Regions from separate parts of the Homo sapiens genome. Here region 2 is linked to region 1. Evidence: chromatin loops called from intact Hi-C (ENCODE). Cell type or tissue: GM12878. All regions are shown on one strand. Each heading gives the region's core, and the rest is flanking DNA. Links, peaks and the distances in the headings are about the cores only.

Region 1 (10,820 bases), core at 1,823-9,822:
GTCCATGAGTTCAATTGGTTTGATTTTTGGATACCACAAATAAGTAAGAACATGTGATTTTTTAGTAATAAATAAGTAAATAAATAAGAACGTGTGATTTTTCTTAGATACCACAAATAAGTAAGAACATATGTTTGTCTTTCTGAGACTGGTATTTCACTTAATGGAATAACCTTCATTTCCATCCATGTTGTTACAAATGACTGGATCTCATTTTTTTCTGGCTGAATAGTACTCCATTGTGTATATGTACCACATTTTCTTTATGCATTCATCTGCTGATGGACGTTTAGTTTGCTTCCAAATCTTAGCTATTGTGAACAGTGCTGCAACAAACATAGGAGTGCAGATACCTCTTCGATAAGCTGATTTCCTTTGTTTTGGGTATATACCCAGCAGTAGGATTGCTGGATCCTATGGTAGTTATATTTTTAGTTTCTTGAGGAACCTCCAAACAGTTCTCCATAGTGGTTGTATTAATTTACATTCCCATCAACAGTGTACAAGGGTTCCCTTTTCTCCACATCCTCACCAGCATTTGTTACTGCTTGTCTTTATTATAAGCCATTTTAACTGGGGTGAGATGATACCTCATTGTGGTTTTGATTTGCATTTCTCTGACAGTGATATTGAACACCTTTTCATATGTCTGTATGCCATGTGTATGTCTTCTTTTGAGCAATGTCTATTCAAATCTTTTGTCCGTCTTTTGATCAGATTATTAGATTTGTTTTTTCTATAGATTTGTTTGAGCTCTTTGTATATTCTGGTGATTAACCCCTTGTCAGATGGGTAGCTTGCAAATATTTTCTCCCATTCCATGGGTTGTCTCTTCGCTTTGCTGATTGTTTCCTCTGCTATGCAGAAGCTTTTTAACTTGATGTGATCCCATTTGTCCATGTTTTCTTTGGTTGCCTGTGTTTATAGGGTATTGCTCAAAATATCTTTGCCCAGCCCAGTGTCCTGGAGATTTTCCTTAATATTTTCTTGTAGTAGTTTTATAGTTTGAGGTCTTAGATTTAAGTCTTTAATCCATTTGATTTTATTTTTGTATATGGTGAGAGATAGTGGTGTAGTTTCATTCTTTTGCATATGGCTATCCAGTTTTCCCAGCATCATTTATTGAAGAGACTGTCTTTTCTATGTTCTTGGCACTTTTATCAAAAATTAGTTCACCATAGGTGTGTATATTTGTTTCTGGGTTTTCTGTTGTGTTCCATTGTTCCATGTTTCTGCTTTTATGTAGACCTGAAGCCAGCACAGTGCTGGGTCTCGCCCAAGACCTGCTGTAACCACTCCCTGGCTGCTGACTGTGTTTGCTCAAGGGTCTGGGGCTCTACAATCAGCAGGTGGCAAAGCCAGCAAGGCCTATGCCCTTCCCTTCAGGGCCATGAGGTCCCCCAGGCCCCAGGTGGGTCCAGAAGTACTGTCTGGGAGTCAGACCTTAAAAGTCTACCTGGTATTCTTTTGTATTACGACTGAGCTGGCACTAAAACTGTAAGACTCAATCTTTCTCAGTCTTCCCTCCTTTTTCCAAAGGCACAGGAGCCTCACCCCGCAGCCACCTTTACCCCTGGCCACATGGAGTATTGCCAGATTACTGCCAACATTCCCTTAAGGCCCAAGGTCTCTAAAGTCAGCTCGTGGTGAATGTTGCAGGGATTTGGGACTCTAGTCAGGGGAGAGGACTGCCCTCCGGCCGAAGGCAGGCCCAGAAATGCTAAGACTCAAGTCTTGGAGTCAGGGACCCCAGGAACCCATTCTTGGGGTTCTTGGTACCTAAGATGTTGGTAGTTGAGTCCCTTTTATTTTTCTCTCTGCTTTTCTCAAACAGAAGGAGTTTTGCCCTGTAGCTACCACAGCTGGTTATGTGCTGAGTCTCACCTGAAGCCAGCAAGTCCCGGAGACTCACCCAAGGCCTTCGATGTAATTCATGGGTGTCACTGCTGGTTATTCGGGGCCCAAGGGTTCTTCAGTTAGTAGGTGATGAATGCTGGCAGGACTGGGTTGTTTCCTTCAAGGCAGCGGCTTCCCTTCCGGCTCAGAGTATGTCTAGAAATGTCATCTGGGAGCTACGGTCTGGAATGGGGGCCTCACGACTCTGCTGGTGCCCTCTCCTGCTGTGGCTGAGCTGGTATCCAAGATGCAGGACAAAGTCCTCCCTACTCTTCCCTGTCCTCTCCTCAAGCAGAAGGAAGGGGTCTCTTTTGGAGCCAGGTGCTGTGCACCCTGGGGCCAGGGGAGGGGTGACGCCAGCACTCTCTCGGCTGTCCCAGCTGGTGCCTCAGTATGTCGCATGCCCCCTAAGTCCACTGTCTCTGGGCCTAGTTCAGCTGTAGGACTTGCCTACGAGTTGCAGTCGTTATGGCCTAGACTGCCTTTCAGGTTTACTTAGAGGCCAACAGTACTTTGGCCCTCAGTGGTGAGGTTTGCAGGCACTCAAGTTCGGACCTCTGGGATTGGAGATTGCCCCCTGGCTAGGGCTAGTTTAAATGCTCCCTCTGTGGGCAACATCAGGTGAGTTTGGTTTGCTTTTCCTTTCTCCTCTAACAGGACAGCACTGAGTTCAGTGCCTCACAATTGCTGTATTCTTCCTTGTATGAGTCTGTTTTCACACTGCTATGAAGATATTACCTGAGACTGGGTAATTTACAAAGAAGAGAGTTTTAATTGTCTCACAGTTCCACATGGTTAGGGAGGCCTCAGGAAACTTAAAATCATAGTGAAGAGGAAGAGGCATGTCTTACATGGTGGCAGATGAGAGAGAAAACGAAGAGCAAAGCAGGAAGAGCACCTTATAAAACCATGAGATCTCATGAGAACTCACCCCCGTCTCAGGAAAACAGCCCCCATGATCCAATCACCTCCCACCAGGTTCTTCCCTTGACCTGTGAGAATTATGGGGATTACAATTCAAGATGTACTTCCCATAATCCCCACATGACCTGGATGTGAGACATGGAGTCAACATTTGCAGCCTGACGATGTGGTAGAAAAGAAAAACCCATATTCTGGGGAGAAATTCAAGCTGGCTACAGAAATTTGCATAAGAAACAAGGAGCCAAATGTTAATCACCAAGACAGCGGGGAAAATGTCTCTAGGGCATCTCAGAGACTTTCACAGCAGCCCCTCCCATCACAGGCCCAGAGGCCTAGGAGGTAAAAAATGGTTTTATGGGCAGGGTCCAGGGCCCCCCTGCAGTGTGCAGCCTCGGGACTTGGGGCATCCCACCTGCTCCAGCTGTGGGTAAAAGAGGCCAAGGTACAGCTCAGGCTGTTATTTCAGGGGATGCAAGCCCCAGTTACAATTCCAGATGAGATTTGGGTAAGGACACGGAGCCAAACTATATCATCCCTTCCCTAGCACCCAGAGATGCTCTTGTCACCACGCACCACTGCTGGGGGTCAGGGAGAGGTGGCACTGGCGATTCAGGACAGTTTGTTCTATGTCTTCAGTGCCCCTTTTCGCAATAGGAAGTTAAAAGCCAGTACTGTGAATGCTCATCTGGCGTTTGGTTCTCATGAAGGTGTTTTTTTCTGTGTGGATAGTTGTTAACTTGGTGTCCTTGTGGGGGTGGGGGCAATTGGTGAAGCTTTCTATTCCAGCATCTTGCTCTGCCTGTTTTCTCTGACTTTTATAATTTCTTCTCCTTTTGGAAATTTCGGTATTTGAATACTTTTTACTTTATGATGTCCGATATGTCACTTAGGCTTTCTTCATTCTTTTTTGTTAGATTTTCACCTTTTTTGGACTGTGTTATTTCAAAAGCTCTGCCTTCAATTCAGAAATTCCTTCTTCATGATCTAGCCTATTGTTGAAGCTTCTCGATTATATTTTTTAATTTTGTTCATTGAATTCTTCAGTCTTAGGATTTCTCTTTGGTTCTTTTTACGATATCTCTTTGAATTTATTCAGATCATTAACTGCTTTTCTGAGTTTTTCATATTGTTTTACCTGTGTTCTCTTGTATATCACTGAGTTTCCTTGAGGTCATTATTTTGCATTTCGTTTCAAGCATATCATAGATTTCCTTTTCTTTGATATCTTTTTCTGAAGAATTATTGTGTTGCTTTGTAGGTGTCATGTTTTCTTTTTCGCATTTCTCGTGTCCTTACGTCTGTGCATCTGGTGTCATAATTGCTTCTTCTAAGTTTTTGGATTGGCTTTCATAGAGAATGACTTTTTCATGTAGATATATTTACAGTATTTGTTGGGTAGAGTTCTTTAGCTCTGATTTTGGGTAGGAACAGTACTGTGGTCTTCATATTATTTCTTTGTCCATAATCAGTGTCAGCAGTGATCACAGGTTCTTTAGTGGCTTAGGCTGTGATTGTTAGTGGAGGCTTGGGCAACCTTTGCTGGGGATGGAGACACCAGGTGGGCTGGTTCTTAGGCCCCTTGTTGGCACATGTAGGTACTGGTGATGGTGGCAGTGGGCCAGGCATTCTGGTCCTTAGGTGTCTAAATGACATGAGACTGTCTGCAGGCCTTGTAATGGTGCATATGGCACCACTGGAGATGGGTTGACCCAGGCCTGTCCTCAATTTCCTTGATGCCATGTGCAGGCTTATCCTATCTTCCAGCCCCCAGATAGGATACAGATGGGGCCTCTGGACATTGTGCCCCAGAGAGCTGGTTCTCAGGTCCCCTGAAGGCATGTACAGGTGTGTGGTGGCCTTGTCCTTGGAAGGGGTGGCATCGCTGTAGGTGGCAGTGGCCCCAGGCAGGCAGCTCCCATGCTTTGAGGAAAATGTGCTTCAGCTCCATTTGTCATGGGGGCAGCCTCCCTGGTGCACTGGTTCTGCTGGTCCCCAGGGTATAGGACACAGTGTGGGCTAGAGTACTGGATATCTGGCTGTACCACTTGGTCCAGCTGGCCTCATGATACTGCAGCCCTCTGAGTGGATATGGGGGAATATCAGTGGCATTCCAGGGATGTGGAATGGAGGGGCTTCTGGGGTCCAGGGCAGGATATAGTCTGGTTGTTGCTGGGCTCTTAAAATGGTGCCATGCCACAGCACCTTGGGTCCTGAGGGGTGACTAGAATGCAGCATGAATGCCCTTGGGAACAATTCCATGATGGACTCCAGTCAACTCCCTATACTAGGCTCAGGGCCTGTGAAGCTGAGCAGCTCTCCTGTGGCTAGGATGGCAGGCATCTGTGGTGGTAATGTGGACAACTGGAGATTTCTTGCTTACCTTTTCCCTACAATGGGGAGCCTTTCCTGGCTCTGAGCCAATCCCGGCTGAGACTGCTGCTTATCTTCCCTCTTTCTCTGTGCCTTGGAGAGTCCCTGTCCCTTTTGTGCTGAATTCCATTGTTCCCTCTTAGATGCTCTGTTTAACCTGTGGTTATCTGCTGACTGTTTTCCTTCTTTTTGGTGGAGGAGATGAGTGCCAGCTGCCTCTAGTCAGCCATCTTGATGATGTCTCTCTGTTTCTTTAACATTTGCTCCATAAGGCTTTTCCACTGCAGCACATTATTAGATTGAGATCACTTATGTAACAACTTTTACTCTGAGAAAGGAGAGACAAAGTAAATGCCATGAAGATAATGAATGGACTTTTCTTCTGTTACTCATATACCTTTTTCATGTTGGACCTACTTATTTTTAGGTCCAATATGAAATATTTCACATAATCAGATTGTCTAAAGAAATCTTACTTTGGAAGAATGTTTACCTCACTAGAATTCTTTCGTAATTGTTATCTTTCTTGGTCTGAGTAATTATAAGTAAATTAGGAAGTGAAACTCGGAAAGGTTCAGAGATATGCCTCTGAGACTTATCCCAGGACTTACCCCTGGGACTTAAAGGAAAAAGTGGCAAAACCAAGTCTGACACCCAGATGTCATGACTAAACCTAATGCTCCTGCCAGTATACCACAACTCACTGTAACTCCCATTGGCAACATGAATCAAGAGAGGTAGTTGCTCTCACTGCATGAGAAAGGACCCTGAGCTCATTCTAATGCTGCAGGAGTCCATGAACATGATCCATTTTGCCTTAAGAAGAACTTTTGAAAATAAGGGAATTAAGTGGGAAAAGTTGAATATTCTAATAGCTCCTGAAGATTCAATCTACTTTATTGTTAGCCTTTTGCCACAGGCAAGAATGACAGAAATCATGGGAAACTGCCCTGGGATTCCTCCCAGACCATGATCTGGAATGTTAGCAAGGTAGCTTTCCACCAGCATCCTTGGTTGGAAATGAGAAGGCTCTTGAATTTAGTTCCTCTTAGGTGCCATGAATATGGTGGATCTTCAGAAAATTCTTGAGTGAATGAATGATGATCTTTTATTAAAATGGGGGTCATAGTGATCTTAGTTTTATTGTAACAGGTGACATCTGGGCTGCAATAGTATATTAGGAAAGGATTTGGCTATAAATAACAGATAGCCCAACTAAACGTAGCTTTAGTAGGTGGGGTGCATGTTCTAAAAATTCTGGAGAAGTAATCCAAGATGACAGCAGCGACTCATAGATCTCATCATGGACCTGAAATCCTTCTGTCTTCCTCCATAGTCATCCCTAGCATGTGGGTTTGTCCTTACAGTCTGAAGATGACTGATGCTTCCAAACCCCAGTCAGTGTATCTAAGCTCTGGAGAAAAAAGATGGGGTAATAAGAGGCAAAGAGCAAAGGGAAGACCTCCTAAGGATATCTACCTACACTTTATTGCTCAAAAATGATGTCATTTACTTTGTTGTTCAGAATGGTGTCATATGGCCACCTTTAGCTATAGAAGAGGCTAGGAACTGTATTTTAGCTTTTTAGCCTTTATGCAAGAGGAAGTCAAGAGAAAAGAGAGGTGTTAAATGGATTTTGGGTAGCTAGTGCATAATGTCTACCATACCCACTGAGACCATTTTCTTTACTCTATTGAGCTAAAGATTCGTTTAATATTAAAATTAGGGTTTTTCAGAGAAGGAGAACCAACAAGATGGGGTGGAGAAACAGATTTATTCTAAGGAATTGTCTCACCTGATTATGGAGGTTGAGAAGTCTCAAGATCTGCAGTTGGCAAGCTGGAGACCCAGAAGAGCCATGGTATAGTTTCAGGACAAGTCTGAAGCCCTGAGAACCAGGAGAGCCAGTGGTGTAAGTTCTGTTCCAAAAGCTGGCAGGCCCAAGTTCCAAGAAGAACTGATCAGTCCAACTCAAGCAGTAAGCCAGGAGGAATTCTCTTTTGCTTTTACTTGAGGGAATTGCAGCCTTTTGGTTCCACTCAGGCCTTCAGCTGGTTAGTTAAGTGCCACCAGAGAGAGCAGACTCCTTTACTGAGTCTGTGGATTCCAATGGCAAGCTCATAAAGAAATACTCTCACAGACACTCTATGAATAATGTTTGACCAAATATCTGGGCACCCTGTGGCCCACTCAAGTTAACATATAACATTGACCATTAAAATATTGAGATGGGTCTAATGGTGTCATGAAAACAGTACTTGATTACTCTGCTGGATTATAGTCCATGCTGTATCTAACACATTGAATGGTCCTGGGCAAGTCATTGAACCTCTCTGGATTCGTTCCATCCTCTGTAACATTAAAGAATTACACTAGACAGCCATAGGGCCCCTCCCCGCTCCTGTTTTCCCATGTTTCCATGAAATATTTTCTAGTGGAAGAGAGTAGAGTATGTACTTAGATGAGAATATAAACTTAGTTTGCAACTAATTTTTCAGTTGTATTTTTAAGTTTCTATTTGAGAATTTTGTTTAGTGATATAAACACTCCTCTGAGATCTCTGTACTATCAATTTGCCTCAAAAAAAAATACAGAGGTAAATTCAGCTTAGTGCATTCCCAAAAGATCATAAATTCAACATTAGTTCAATCAAAATTAATTTTCAGTTCCTGGATTTAAAGTTTCCAAGCTTATTTTTCTGCTTTTCTTGGAACCTAGAAAATTCATCTCACCAGTTTTCTGCATCAAGCAATATTTATTATGTGTCTACATCTGCATATTATTGGACTTACACAGTATTTTGTTTCAGGAAGGCAGGAACCCTTTTAATAGCAAGTATAATTTGCATATTTACAGTTGTCATTTGTAATCAGCTGCAGCTTAATTTCTGGAAAAAAATAAAACTTACCTTCTGAGGGAGGTTTTTGAATGATTTGGGTCCTCATGGCTTGCCCAGGTCAGAATCCAAGGCAATAGGAGCTGAACAGACCAAATGGAATTGATTGTTTCCATAAGTTTGTGGCAAGAACATAGCGTGCTGCTTTGGATGTCACATGCCTTGTTGCAAAAAACAAACAAGCTATGATTACTTGCCATGTCAATTTTTCTTTCCTAAGTCCTGTTAGAGTTAATTCTTTTGAAACACCATGTCTATCAGTCTATCAAAGCTCTGTTGCCTCACTGCTAGGTTATTGAAATAGCCCCTGATTATTCACCGGGCTCTCAATTTCTTTCTTTTCATCCTTGGCACACACTGTTTTAGGTAAACTCTCTCAGATGCCACTATTCTCATGTTGTTACTTTGCTCAGAAATGTTCAAGCATTCAGCATTATCTTTAGCACTCAGGATCAACTTCATACTCATAGGTTGCCATTCAGTGCTCTCTAGTTGCGACCCTAACATTCAACCTGCTTTTGTTCCCTTTTTCTGTTTCAAAATACCAATTTCCTTTATCTAATTGTTCCCTTTCCTCCACCCAAAAGATTTTGAAGTAGCTTACACGCACACATTCACAAGGATACATACACATGTATATATGTATCTACTTGCATATGTAATACAACAGCAATAAATTTTATTTTCGTTTGAGAAATAAAAGTGACAAATAAGATGAAAGTAGTTTAGTATGCAGAATTTATACCATATGATCCTTTATGTAACAGCTAGAAGTACTACACTTGAGCTTAACCAAAAGGCCTAGAAGCAATATATAACAGCTAGAAAAATGATGAATTTACCCTTAATGTATCAGCAGCCAAACCTAAAAGACTACTTTCAAAATTCACAGTAGCCCTAAGAAGGAAAACACAGCCAGAGCAGTTTTTCCCTGCACTGAGGCCTGAGGCACTCACAAAGCATTCTTACTGGACTTCCACAGCGAGTGAAATCACTGATTTCTATAATATTCTTCATCATAGCTGATTGACAATACTTTTTTTTTTTTTGGAGACAGTCTCACTGTGTCTTCTAGGCTGCAGTGCAGTGGCACAATCTCAGCTCACTGCAACCTCTGCCTCCCAGGTTTCAGTAATTCTCCTGCCTTGCCCCCTGAATAGCTGGGATTACAGGCGCCGCGCACCACCACACCTGGCTAATTTTTTATACTTTTTGGTAGAGATGGGGTTTCAACATGTTGGCCAGGCTGGTCTCGAACTCCTGACCTCAAGTGATCCACCCGCCCTGGCCTCCCAAAGTGCTGGGATTACAGGTGTGAACCACCGTGCCCAGCCAAATTAATACTTCTTAATAAAAGAGGTAACTAGAAGCGTGAAAAATTAGGTAATCTAAGATCATATCTCTTTGATGGTTTGTTTCTTTCCAAGAATACAATTTAGTCTCTATGGAGGAAAGCAGTGACTGCAAATCCTTCAGGTAATCCTTCACTAGTGTTATTTCTTGCAAATGGGCTTTTACATTTCTTATTTTGATTTTTTATTAAAGTAATACATGTATATAGTTTGAAAAATTAAAGTACTCTAACACAGTTGAAAACAATGGTACCCCTTTCCTCTCTTGCTCCTGCCCACGACCTACTCCTCAGAGAGAACCCATTTTAGCTTCTGGCATTTTGTCCGTGTTTTTAAACTTAGAGCTCCCTTAAGTCAGGTGCTAGGGATACTTTCTGCTTACTGGTTCAGCTTAAAGACCAATTTTTATTTCCAAGATTTCAAATTTGTTCTTTTTCACGTCTCTGTGTTTTATTTCTGCCTATTTTGGTTTTATAACTTCTTTTTTACTTTAATGCATGCTACTACATTATTCATCTCTTTGGGTATTCTAATCACACTTCTTTTAAGTGTTAGTTCCATGAAGTTTATTTTACTGGAGGGAATTTATGTTCTGATTGTTTTCAGTTGGTTAGCATTGCATTTCACTCAGTGTTCTGGAATTTTGTATGGCAGGCTCATTTTTAGTGGACAGTTTTTTTGTTTTGTTCTTTTCACTCCTTCTGTGCTCTTCCCTTCTGTCTGGTAGTTTTGCCTCCCCCAAGCCCCTCAGCCTCCAGTTCAAAACCAGAACTTAATGGCATTTGGACCTCTTGCGCCCCGGTGATGCTGAGGCTAGTGCAGAAGTGTTGCCTAGATGGTGGGCGTCATGGCTGTGTACCTAGACAAGAGAGCATGGCTCTGTTTGGCCCCTTCAGGCCCACAGCTTCCTGTAAATATCTAGCACAGGGGAACAGGTCATCAGCCCTGGTTTTGTTTATCCCGGCCTCTTTTGTCAAGCAAGGTAGCCTCACCCCATTCTCTGGCTTTAAGCTTTAAGGTTGACTGTACTCACCATTTTTATGTGAAACATTTGTATTCCCTGTTTAACCACCAGCACTCAGCTTGTACCTACTGCCACCTACTTCCAGACCTCAGGCCCTGGAGCTTCAGCTTTGTTTATTGCTTTGCATTTCTGTTCTATTTTTGGTCCAGGGAGATCATTGCCTGTTTTTTTTTTTTTTTTTGACTTGGCAAAGCTATTTTTGGTTCCTGTTTTTATATTTTACCTGTCATTACTATGGATTTGGAGTAGAAGGGAACGCTTCCAGGTTTGAACTTACAGCATCTTGATTGGAAGTCTGCAGTTGCTTTTCGAGTACATAGGTAAAAATCTAAGTCTTTGGAGGCAAAGAAAAAACGAG
Region 2 (10,820 bases), core at 1,689-9,688, 52 kb before region 1:
GGCAGGTCAATCACTTAAGGCCAGGAGTTTGAGACCAACCTGGCCAGAGTTTGTTTGTTTGTTTTTTGTTTGTTTGTTTGTTTGTTTTTTGAGAAACTCCATCTCTCCTTAAAAAAACAAAAACAAAACCCAAAAAATTAGCTGGACATGGTGGCACACGCCTATAATCCCAACTACTTGGGAGGCTGAGACGTGAAAATCGCTTGAACCTGGGAGGCGGAGGTTGAAGTGAGCTGAGATCATGCCACCAAACTCCAGCCTGGGAGACGGAATGAAACTCTGTTTCAAAAAAACCAAACAACAACAAAAAAGAGTTCTTAATGCTCCTGAAAGTTATTATCTAGCCTCTGCTTAAATACTGGTTCATGAGATAGCCCACTCCCCCAGGGTGGTGATCCCAGATATACTACCCTTTGATTTCTGTCCCAGTTCTTCTATTTGGGGTCTGGAGCACCTATGATGTGTCAGTCACTGTACTATATGAAAGAGATACAAAGTAGGATAAAATGTAGCTTCTTCTTTCTAGGAATAACCCTAGTAGTAAAAGAAACAGACAAGTAAATCAGCAATGATGGTTCAGTGGGGTAAGTGGTATTGTTAGGGGTATGTACTTTGCTACGGAGGAGGAGAACCTAAATCAGACTGGAGAATGAGGAAAAGCTTCCTGAAGGAGGCAACCCTTGAGCTAAGTTTTGGAGTAGGAGATAGATGAAGCAAGAGAAAGGGCAGTCACACGAATGAAAGAGCCTGTGGAAAGTACATTCATCAGCACAGCACTTTAGAAAATGGTGTATGGTGTTCTGTAGGGCTGGAAAAAGGGAGATTTGTGGCCGGTGATGAGAGGAAGGGTGAGGAAAGGATGCAGAGGCCAGATTGTGAAGGGCCTTCATGGATAAGCAGTCTGCATCGTGTATGATTGTATTGTCAGAATGTTATTTTATAGCTCATTCCTCTTAAGATGCTTTCAGATTTAACTTGTCCTGCTTTGGAACATGAGGATCAGAAAAACCTGGATTCAATATCTGGCACCACTTAAGCCTCTTTGAGCCTTAGAAGCCTCGTTTGTGAAATGAGGGTGATAGTAGCTTCTCCCAACTTTCGTGGTAAAAAAAGAATCTAGACAGGCACCTCATAAAGTGCTGGGCTCATTGCAGATAGAAAACCCGCTTGTTTCTCCCCCCCGCTTTTTTTTTCTCAAAGTCTCTGAATAATTACATTCAGCGTCCCTACCTTGTCTGCTAGGAGTTCTAACATTAGATTAACATTTTCTTGCAAGAATTCTGTCATTTTTTAAACCTAACCACACAATTCTACATTTTGGAGTGAAGGTAAGCCCAAAGTAAAGGTTTCCCTTATTACTTTTTATGGCTTGATAGAGAAAATAATGAGGAAGGTAAGTTATGACTTTTCCACATATCCTGTTTTACCAGGCCAAGAGTTAGATGATGAGGATACTCAGAAGGCAAAGAAAGTAGACAAAAGGTCAGGGAAGCTATTTAATTTGGTTGACGTATATGGAGGAAACAGTACTGATATGACAGATACGTTTTGTTTGAAAAAGCATTTTGTGCCTACTCAAGTATAGACACAATATATCCTGAGCAGCGAGTGGGCATGAATCCAAGCGGGTGTAAGAAATACAGCAACGCTAGGGAAGATTCAGAAAAGAAAGAGTTGAGTTATTTTAGTGAAATGATAGCTCAAGTTAGAGAAGTGCATGCTGAGAGAAACGTTGACGTTAAAGAGTAAGGACTGGCCACATTTTAATTTCCTCTAAGGATCTTTTCTAAGAGAGGAGAAAGAAATGTTACAGTGGAAGTGAGTGTAGTAGGTGATGGGAAAGGGAAAGGGGGAAGATTGAATATTGAAAACAGGAATGAAGGAAAGGGTGACATGTCAGCTTTATTTTTACTTCTATTGTGTGTCAAAGCGATGGTCTTTCTTTTTTTAGCTAGTCAGGTCTAAACTGTAATAAAATGAAGTCAGAGTGAGATGAACCGAATAATACTCAATTTCATGGAAAATCTTATCTGTAGTTGGCAGTCGTCTCTTTACTTTTGGATTTAATTCCTTTTCATCATTTTCTGTATCAGTTCTTTTGAGAGTAGTTGGCTGGTGCTGCAGATGAATACATGCCTATTGGTGGTTTGGTATAATTTGTCTTACATTGCATCTTCACTGGCAGTGTTAGCCTGATGATTCGTTTCTAGTTTAGCAAAATGAGAATTAGTTTAATAAGATGTTGAGATGGTGATCAGTTTTCCAGGGGTTTGGTTCTGCTCAAGAGCTGGCATCCAATATGCCAAAAAGGCAATAAGCAGGGTGGATCAACTGCCTTAAGATGGGTATGCAATGTTCAAACCAAAGGATGGCATAGTGAGAGACAAATCATTGCTCCAACAGAATGGAAGAAGTTGCTGGAAGATGACTTCGCTGGCAGGCAAGGAAGGAAATCAAGAAGTCAGTTTTTACCACCATCACTAAACCCTTCCCAGAGTACCGAAGCAGGCTCATACCCAGGGGAGTAGGGGAGTAGTACAGGAGGAGGAGGAGAAGTAGAAGGAGGGAGACAAAGACAGGGAGAGGGAATTAGCTGAGGCTGGGGAGACAGAGAGTCACAAGAGAAGAAAGGAATTCTTGTGAACTACAGTGGTTTGTAGGACTCAAAAGTAAGCAGGTGGAATTAACCTCATAAAAAATAATGCTCTGCCTGCCTCGCTAGGGGTAGGCACCCAACACGTCACACGTCCTGTTTTGCTCCCTCACTTGTGTCAGCTCAGATTATTTCCTGCCTGTCCACTGCTAGCCTTTTGTGGCTGAATATCAGATCTTGACTGAGCATCTGAGCATGTGCTGGCCTCTATGGATGAGGAAGCCACAATGAATCAGACATAACTTTTCTTCTCAAATTCGTTTATCTTAAAAAGCATTTATTGTAGAGAGTATACTATGTGCCATATACATTAGTAGGTGCTAGTATAGAAAATACCAAGAGGCTGAATACTGTGGCTCACGCCTATAATCCCAACACTTTGGGAGGCCCAGGCAGGAGGATTGCTTGATCCCAGGAGTTTGAGACCAGCCTGGGCAACAAAATGAGACCCCATCTCTGAAAAATGAAAAAATAGAAAATAATGTTATCTATTTGTATAACCTAGTAATGAACATAGGGTCATTTGTAATTTTTTGCATTTACAAACAGTGTTCCTATGGAAATTCTCTTCATAAGCGCCTCCTAGAAGACACATCAAGAGGTCTGTCAGCTATAAACTATAGCAACATGCATCAACATAAATGAATCTTAGGATATAATGTTGAGCCAAAAAAAAAAAAAACCCAAAACAAATTGCAAAATCATCAATGCAGTATGATTCCATCTGTAAGTAGCCAAAAGTATGCAAAGCTAAACATACAATATGTTGCTTAGTGCCTCCTTATCCATGGGGGATACATTCCAGTACCCCAGAGGGTGCCTGACACCATGGATAGTACTGAACCTCATGTATACTGTTTTTTCTTATGTATACATACTTACAATAAAGTTTAATTTATAACTTAGGCACAGTAGATTAACAACAATAATACTAAAATAGAACAATTATAACAATATACTGTACTATCTATACTCAGGTATCAGGTAAATCTATTTGGATGTAGGAAAGTTTCTTGAAGGAGGTGACATTTAAGCCGGATCCTAAAGGATGAATAAAATTATGAGCGATCGCAGTAGTGAAAAAGATATTTTTAAAAGAGGAAACTATGAATAAAGATATAAAAGCTATGACCTGGCAATCATATGCCAAAAAAAAAGAAAAGACATAAAACCACATGGGCGGCCAGGCGCGGTGGCTCATGCCGGTAATCCCAGCACTCTGGGACGCCAAGGCAGGAGATCGAGACCATCCTGGCTAATGCGGTGAAACCCCGTCTCTACTAAAAAATACAAAAAAAAATTAGCCAGGTATGGCGGCGGGCACCTGTAGTCCCAGCTACTCAGGAGGCTGAGGCAGGAGAATGGCGTGAACCCGGGAGGCGGAACTTGCAGTGAGCTGAGATCGCGCCACTGCAGTCCAGCCTGGGCGACAGAGCGAGACTCAAACAAAAACAAAAACAAAACACCACATGGGCCCACAACCTGACTTGGGAATGACAGAGAAGCCAGGATAACTGAAATACGTGTTGGGTGCAGGGAAACACAGGATGGGAGTAGATTATAGGGGGCGTTTGATGTCACACGAGAGAATTTTGTCTTTATTCTGCAACTACTGGGTAGATCTCCTGTTTCTCTTTTGTAAAATCAAATCTGTTTTTAAAAAAGATTTATCTGATGACAATTTAAAGAATGGTTTGGAAAAAGACAGGGACCAGAGAGATTGACTTGGAAAGTTGCAAGTAAGAGATAATGAATACAGGAGACAAATACCTGCAGTGGAAACGGGAAGAAAGGGCTGAATGTGAGAGTGGCACAGAGATATGATTTGATTAGCACATGAATTTGGAATAAACTACCACTGTTTTAAAATTTAATTTGCGACAGTCTTGCTGTGTCACCAAGGCTGGACAGTGGCTGCAGTGGTGCTATATTGGCTCACTGCAACCCCTGCTTCCTGGGGGCTCAAGCGAGCCTTCCACCTCAGCTTCCTGAGTAGCTGTGACTGCTGGTGCCTGCCAGCATGCTCGGCTAATGTTTTAGCATTTTCTGTAGAGACAGGGTTTCACCATGTTGCCCAGGCTGGTCTCAAACATCTAGGCTCAAGTAATCTGCCCGCCTCAGTCTCCCAAAGTGCTAAGATTACAGGTGTGTGAGCCACCACACCTGGCCTACCACTTTCTTTATCGTCCCCTTTTCTTCCTGTTTTTCTTTGGCCTGTTCCTTACTGCCTCTGGCTCATCTTGATCTGCAATTTTATTGGTATAATTGCCATATTGACTCAGGAAACTAGCTACCAACTACATTTTAACTAGCATCTTTAAAACGCTTGTCTGAGAAAGAGTAACAATGTTTACTACAAGCATTTATACCAGGGCAAATGGTATAAGGACTAAGGAGAAATACACTTTTCCTAATTACAGTGTTGACCCCTTAGGACGCTGAGCATTTGTAATTTAATTACATCAGTGAGTTAATGTGGAAAAGTACCTGATACACTTCGTGTTAGTTTCATTTTGCTTCCAAGTATTACTTTCACTTTCTTCTTTAATTTTTTGAAGTAAAGAGGATTATCAGATTTAAACAAAGTTACACAAAATCCTTTTTAAAATTAAAATAATCATTGTTGAAAATCTTGCTGAAGTTCTGTTGTGTTTCTGTAGGTACAATGAGCTAAACACGTTTTAATCTTATTCAGCATTGAACATGCAGGCTTCATTTGTGAAAAGTCCTGTGTTTGTTTGAAGAACCAGGCACAAGAGTAATCACAGAACATACTTTTGAAAGTACATGTGGGGTTTTTGTTGTTGCTGCTGTTTATTTTTAAAAACTGAACCCTACTTGGCCAGGCACGGTGGCTCATGCCTGTGATCCCGGCACTTTGGGAGGACAAGGCTGGTGTATCATGAGGTCAGGAGTTCAAGATCAGCCTGGCCAAGATGGTGAAACCCTGTCTGTACTAAAAATACAAAAAATTAGCCAGACGTGGTGTCAGGCGCCTATAATCCCAGCTACTCAGGATGCTGAGGCAGAGAATTGCTTGAACCCAGGAGGCGGAGCTTGCAGTGAGCCGAGATCACACCACTGCACTCCAGCCTGGGTGACAGAGCGAGACTCTGTCTCAAAAACAAAACAAAACAAACTGAACCCTACTTTTAAGCCAGTTTACTTTATGTTTGCTTTTTCTCACTTTTTATTTTTTTCAGAGTTACATCCTAAAAAATGTTTTTAGTTAATTGAAAGATTTTGGTCTAGTTGGAGTTGATATATTAATGTGCAGTGAAGTTTCCCAATGTAGCAAATTTAAACTATGGAAGAAGAAGAAGAAAAGGTAATCTTGCTTTGTTTCTTTCTCCAGATATACTGATAATATATATTATGACCAAAGAGATCTAACTAGCTTCAATTCCTCTTTGGGGAAATAACACTTTACCCAAAGGTGTTTATTTTTATCACTTTCTGGAATGTTTTGGGGATTTCATGATCACATGCCGACCAAATTCCTTTTAGATTCTTAGAGCCTCCTGCTCAGCCTCTAATTGCCACCTACTCTGTCTGATAATTACCTTTCTGTTTGGAATCTAGTATTTTATGAAAACTAAAGATACTTGATCTTCACCTTGATATAGCATCTAGATACAGACTATCCCCTGCACAAGGAAACCTCAATGGGTAGAGGCTTTTGCAGAGACACAACCCTGTATGCACTTGAGGGTATGTGGGGAGTTCAGGCTCATCATTTTAGTATGCGTTTTCACAGCGTTCTGCTCGAGTGCGTAGCCAAGGCTGTATCTCCTTTTAGCTTAGTAAAAACCTGATCTGTCTCCATTACACTACAAAACATATTATGTTGACTTTCAGTGTTTTTGCACAGAATGTGAGACCTGCTAAGAGTAGGGTACATGCCATTAACAGGAGCATTTGGGGAGCTAGTATCACAATCTTCTCAAGTTAGGTGAGAACAGTGGTAACAGTGATGCCCATCAACCAGTACTCTCAGCCTTTACCCAGAGGCCTCTTCACTCATTTGCTTCTGAGGATCGGCTTTCTGATTGATTCTAGTTAGGTTGACAATGGACTGAACTATCATCAAGCAGCCATAAAAACGTCATTTTTTTTCCTATGCTTGTCAGTCTTTTTCTTTTTCTTTATTACAATCGGTAATTCTCATATTTCTTTTTCCTCCTGGTCTTTGTAACTTTTTTGTCATCAACTCATCTGTTCCCTTAATCCTTTTCTTTTCATGCCTTGTTTCCTGGTGTTTGATTTTGCTTCATTTCCCAAAGTGATCCTTACGTTTCAGCTTTTTAGTCGTTTATTGATAATGCTTTGGTTAATTTTTTCCCCTTCAAACAAGTTTTACAGTAATAATCTCCCTCCCACCCAGCTTTATCATGGTATAATTGATAGATACTCATCTTTATTTACAGGTATTTCTGTTTTATTTTCTTTGACACCAACATTTCTTTTCCTGTCATTGATAACATTTTTTTTCCAGAAACGGCAAATTCTAATCTAAATCATTTTGCTATTTATTGTCTTTGAATTCAAAGTTGGAAACCTCACATATGCAAATGCAGTTGTTTGCTGTAATCATCAAACCCTGATTCCTTTAGTGAATATATTCTGTTTTGCATTTAGATGTAGGGGGGAAATGAGAGCATTTGTGCAAAATAAAGCTAGAGGGAAAGAAAGGATCATGTGGAATTTTATTTTTTATTAGAAATAACTAATTAAATCTGTATATAACTCAAGAAAAGGAGAACTTGACCTTTTGTTTGTAATAATGAAGAGTAGGGTGACTGGTTGAATCTCACACATGAGAAAGTTGAGACGTTTCTTCTTGGTGGAAGTGATTACTAAGCAGGGATTATGAAAAAGGACAACACAGGGGAAAAGTGGAGAGTTCTCCTGGTCAGATCACAAGCAGCACAGTCAGACTCGTAGGAGGTAGGAATTGACTATATCATGGCAATTGTTTTTTTTTTTTTTTGAGAGAGAGCCTCGCTCTGTCACCCAGGCTGGAGTGCAGGGGCGCGATCTCGGCTCACTGCAAGCTCTGCCTCCCGGGTTCACGCCATTCTCCTGCCTCAGCCTCCCGAGTAGCTGGGACTACAGGCGTGCACCACCTCGCCCAGCTAATTTTTTGTATTTTTAGTAGAGATGGGGTTTCACCGTGTTAGCCAGGATGGTCTCGATCTCCTGACCTCGTGATCCACCCGCCTCAGCCTCCCAAAGTGAGCCACGACGAGTATTTTCAAGAGATCTGACGTGTACTGTGCATCGCGGTAAAGCAGCCATGGAGTGGGTAATTCACCCCCGCATCTTTCTGTAACCAAGGAAGGTAACAGGCTGTCGGCTGCCGTGGACTCCGCTGGTATTTTAAATTATCCATCCCCTGGTTTGCAGGTAATAAGAGTGATGCAGAAACAATGTGCCTCCTTGTTTTTCTTCAGTTCTTGTGTAGTTTCTCTAAATGCCATTGTGTATCCTTCATCACTTACCTTATATGTCCTGTGATCTTGAGAGCTGGTGCTCTCAATAACAAATAGCCAACTAATATGCCGGAGTGTTCAATCCCTAACTCAAAGACTTGTCAGGCTAATGATGAATGACTGTGAAATCCATCCCCAGTTTCCCTACCCAAATTATCTGCGTAAGTGTTTTTACTCTGTTATTTAGAGAGAGCGGTGTGATAGGTGAAAAAGAAATGTGAATTTACGTTTGCAAATAACTAATTTAAACTCTGTGCCAAGGGAAATGGCACTGCTTAACTGAGCATGGATAGAAAATACTGGGAACATATGTGCACAAAGTCACCTCCAGAGTATGGCCACATTTGGCAAGACCACTGACTTGGCATAAGCAGTGTAACTTTATATCGGAGGCATATTTTGGATTTTGAGTGACATATGATAGCATATTCTATGACGACCGACTCGGAATGGTGAAAGCAAAGAACTATGACGCTGAAAGTGGTGGTGAATCCTTCTGGGCAATGTTAAGAGTCAAGAAGGCCAGAGCGAGCCAATCTGTGTAGTGACTGAGGCTCCAAGAACAGGGGGTGGTCAGACGTTCAGGGCCTAGTGTGGCTGTGGTGACACCAACAACCTGTACTCAGATCCTGCTGTTACAGAAAAAAATACTCAGTCCTGTTTGTTAAAGCACAGGACCATGGCGATAGGTACAGGGACCACTGCAACCAGGTCTTGCACTGGGGGAGAAAGATTAGGCTCAGCTCCAAATACATTGTGGGCACGTGGGAATTGGTAGCCAAGGGGCAGTGTGGGGGTCGGTAGATGGAAAATTACCAAGAGGAAATATCCAGGTAAGGGGGATTCTGGCTAACCTCACCTAACAGTATTAGGTCAGGCTTCTTTTACTACTTAATAAAAATGTTTTAAATTTCTTTTTCTTTGGAACCTGTTGCTGGAGAATTAATGTATTTCTTAGTCATATGTCCTTGCTTTTGTCATGTTTCTTGTGTCCTTAAATTGATGTCTGCACTCCTGGTCTAACAATTGCTTCTTCCATTTATTTATTATCCATTTTTAAATTGTTTTATTTATTTTTCGCTTTCTCTTCCACAGACAGTGACTTGTGCTCCTTCCAGTTTTTTAAATTTGCATTCACAGGGGAGGATTTTTCCTGAAGATAGGTCTATAGTGGTGTTTGGGTTGGGCACTGTGTTTTTTAATTTGTTGTTTCTTGGTTGGTTGGGTGGGGGTGGGGGGGGTGGGTTTCTTTTTTTTGGAGACAGGGTCTCACTCTGTTGCCCAGGCTGGAGTCCAGTGGTACAATCTTGGCTCACTGCAACCTGTGCCTCCCAGGTTCAAGAGATTCTTCCACCTCAGCCTCTCAAGTATCTGGGACTACAGGTGTGTGCCACCACGCCTGGCTAATTTTTGTATTTTTAGTGAAGACAGGGTTTCACCATGTTGGCCAGGCTGGTCTTGAACTCCTGACCTCAAGTGATCCACCGCCTTGGCCTCCCAAAGTGCTGGGATTACAGGCGTGAGCCACCGCATCCGGCCTTGGTTGGGTACTTTGGTTTTGGTTCTGGGTGCGCACGGTAGTGTAGTCTCCATATGATTTTTTTTCTTTTTCTTTTTTGGCTGTATCGGCATCCGTGGTGTCTATAATTTCCTCAGTGGCTCTGGGTGGTGTGGTTGTTAGCAGAAGCTGCAGTGAAATTTTGCTGGGGACAGGGACCCCGGGCGCACCAGTCCTTGGGCCCCACGGTGGCGGTGGTGGGCTAAATGTGCCTGTCCTTGGCCTCAAGGCTGTGTACACTGGCATCCACGTTAGCAAGTCTAGGCATGTCAGTTCTTGGGCATCCAGTTGGCTTGCTTGGGTGCTGGTGGTAGGTGGCATCAGTGTGCTGGGTGGGAGGGTCCTTGGGCGTCTGGGCAATGGGCGTGGCATAGGCAATGGCAGTAGCAATGGCAGGAGGATCCCCTGGCTCCCAAGTGGCCAGTGTTGGTGTTGGCTGCACCCGGCTGGGCAGTCCGGTCCTTAGGCCTGCAGTTGGCACATGCAATGGATGCTAGATGTGCTGGTAGCGGCAGGTCGGGCAGGCCCATCCTCAGGCTTGCAGAGGAACTGCTCAGCTGCCCACAGTGGTGGATGGACGGGGTAGGGCAATCCCCAGGCCTTTGCATGGCTTGCCTGGTCACTGGGGCTGGTGGAACTGGGCCAGGTGTCCTGAAGAGTGTGTGCTTTGGTCCTAGGTGGTGGCTGCAGGTGGGTTAACCTGTCCTAGGGTACTTGTATGTGCATGGTGGCCTTGCTGCTGGGGCCACAGGGTCACTGCTAGTGGCTTGTGCTTCAGCCCTGGCAGCAGCAGGAGCCAGCAGTGGCTGTGGTGGAGGATATCAATGGGGCTCCAGGAATGTGGACATTCAAGGGCTATTTGGGGCCCAGGGCAGGATGCTGCCTGGTGGAAGCTGGGCCCTCAAAATGGTGCTGTGCTGTAGCTGCTTAGGACTCGAGCAGTATGTGGGGCCCAGCACAAGCTCCCTCCCTGGAGCAGTGCCACAGCGTGGTCCCCGGGCAGCACTCTGTTAGTCTAAGGACCACAAGGGGCTCTCCTGTGGCTCGGATCACAGGAGTCCATGTGGGAATGTGGACGGCTGGGCATCTCTCACTTACTCTCTCCACACAGTGGGGA

What was found. A loop is a pair of places that touch in the nucleus more often than their neighbours do. Peaks named below come from ENCODE experiments on the same cell type or tissue, not always from the same donor. Only the 100,000 strongest peaks of a DNase experiment are listed, where the experiment ranks them.
Region 2: a loop joins it to region 1, with 3 times the contacts of the local background. A loop is called at or near these places in 4 of 110 quality-filtered maps.

The regions. Positions count from the first base shown.
Region 1 is chr1:245,896,213-245,907,032 of GRCh38, reverse strand. All of the region lies in intron 8 of SMYD3 (SET and MYND domain containing 3), which reads left to right. Among named protein-coding and RNA genes, the nearest start is that of SMYD3-AS1, 210 kb to the left of the region's middle. In GM12878, for the core only: no CTCF peak of the experiment used is centred there; a DNase peak (open chromatin) is centred at 5,832; H3K27ac peaks cover 206 bases.
Region 2 is chr1:245,948,392-245,959,211 of GRCh38, reverse strand. All of the region lies in intron 5 of SMYD3 (SET and MYND domain containing 3), which reads left to right. Among named protein-coding and RNA genes, the nearest start is that of SMYD3-AS1, 150 kb to the left of the region's middle. RefSeq lists an enhancer at 10,542-10,820. In GM12878, for the core only: no CTCF peak of the experiment used is centred there; DNase peaks (open chromatin) are centred at 4,621, 4,911, 5,441 and 6,401; H3K4me3 peaks cover 2,259 bases; H3K27ac peaks cover 3,171 bases.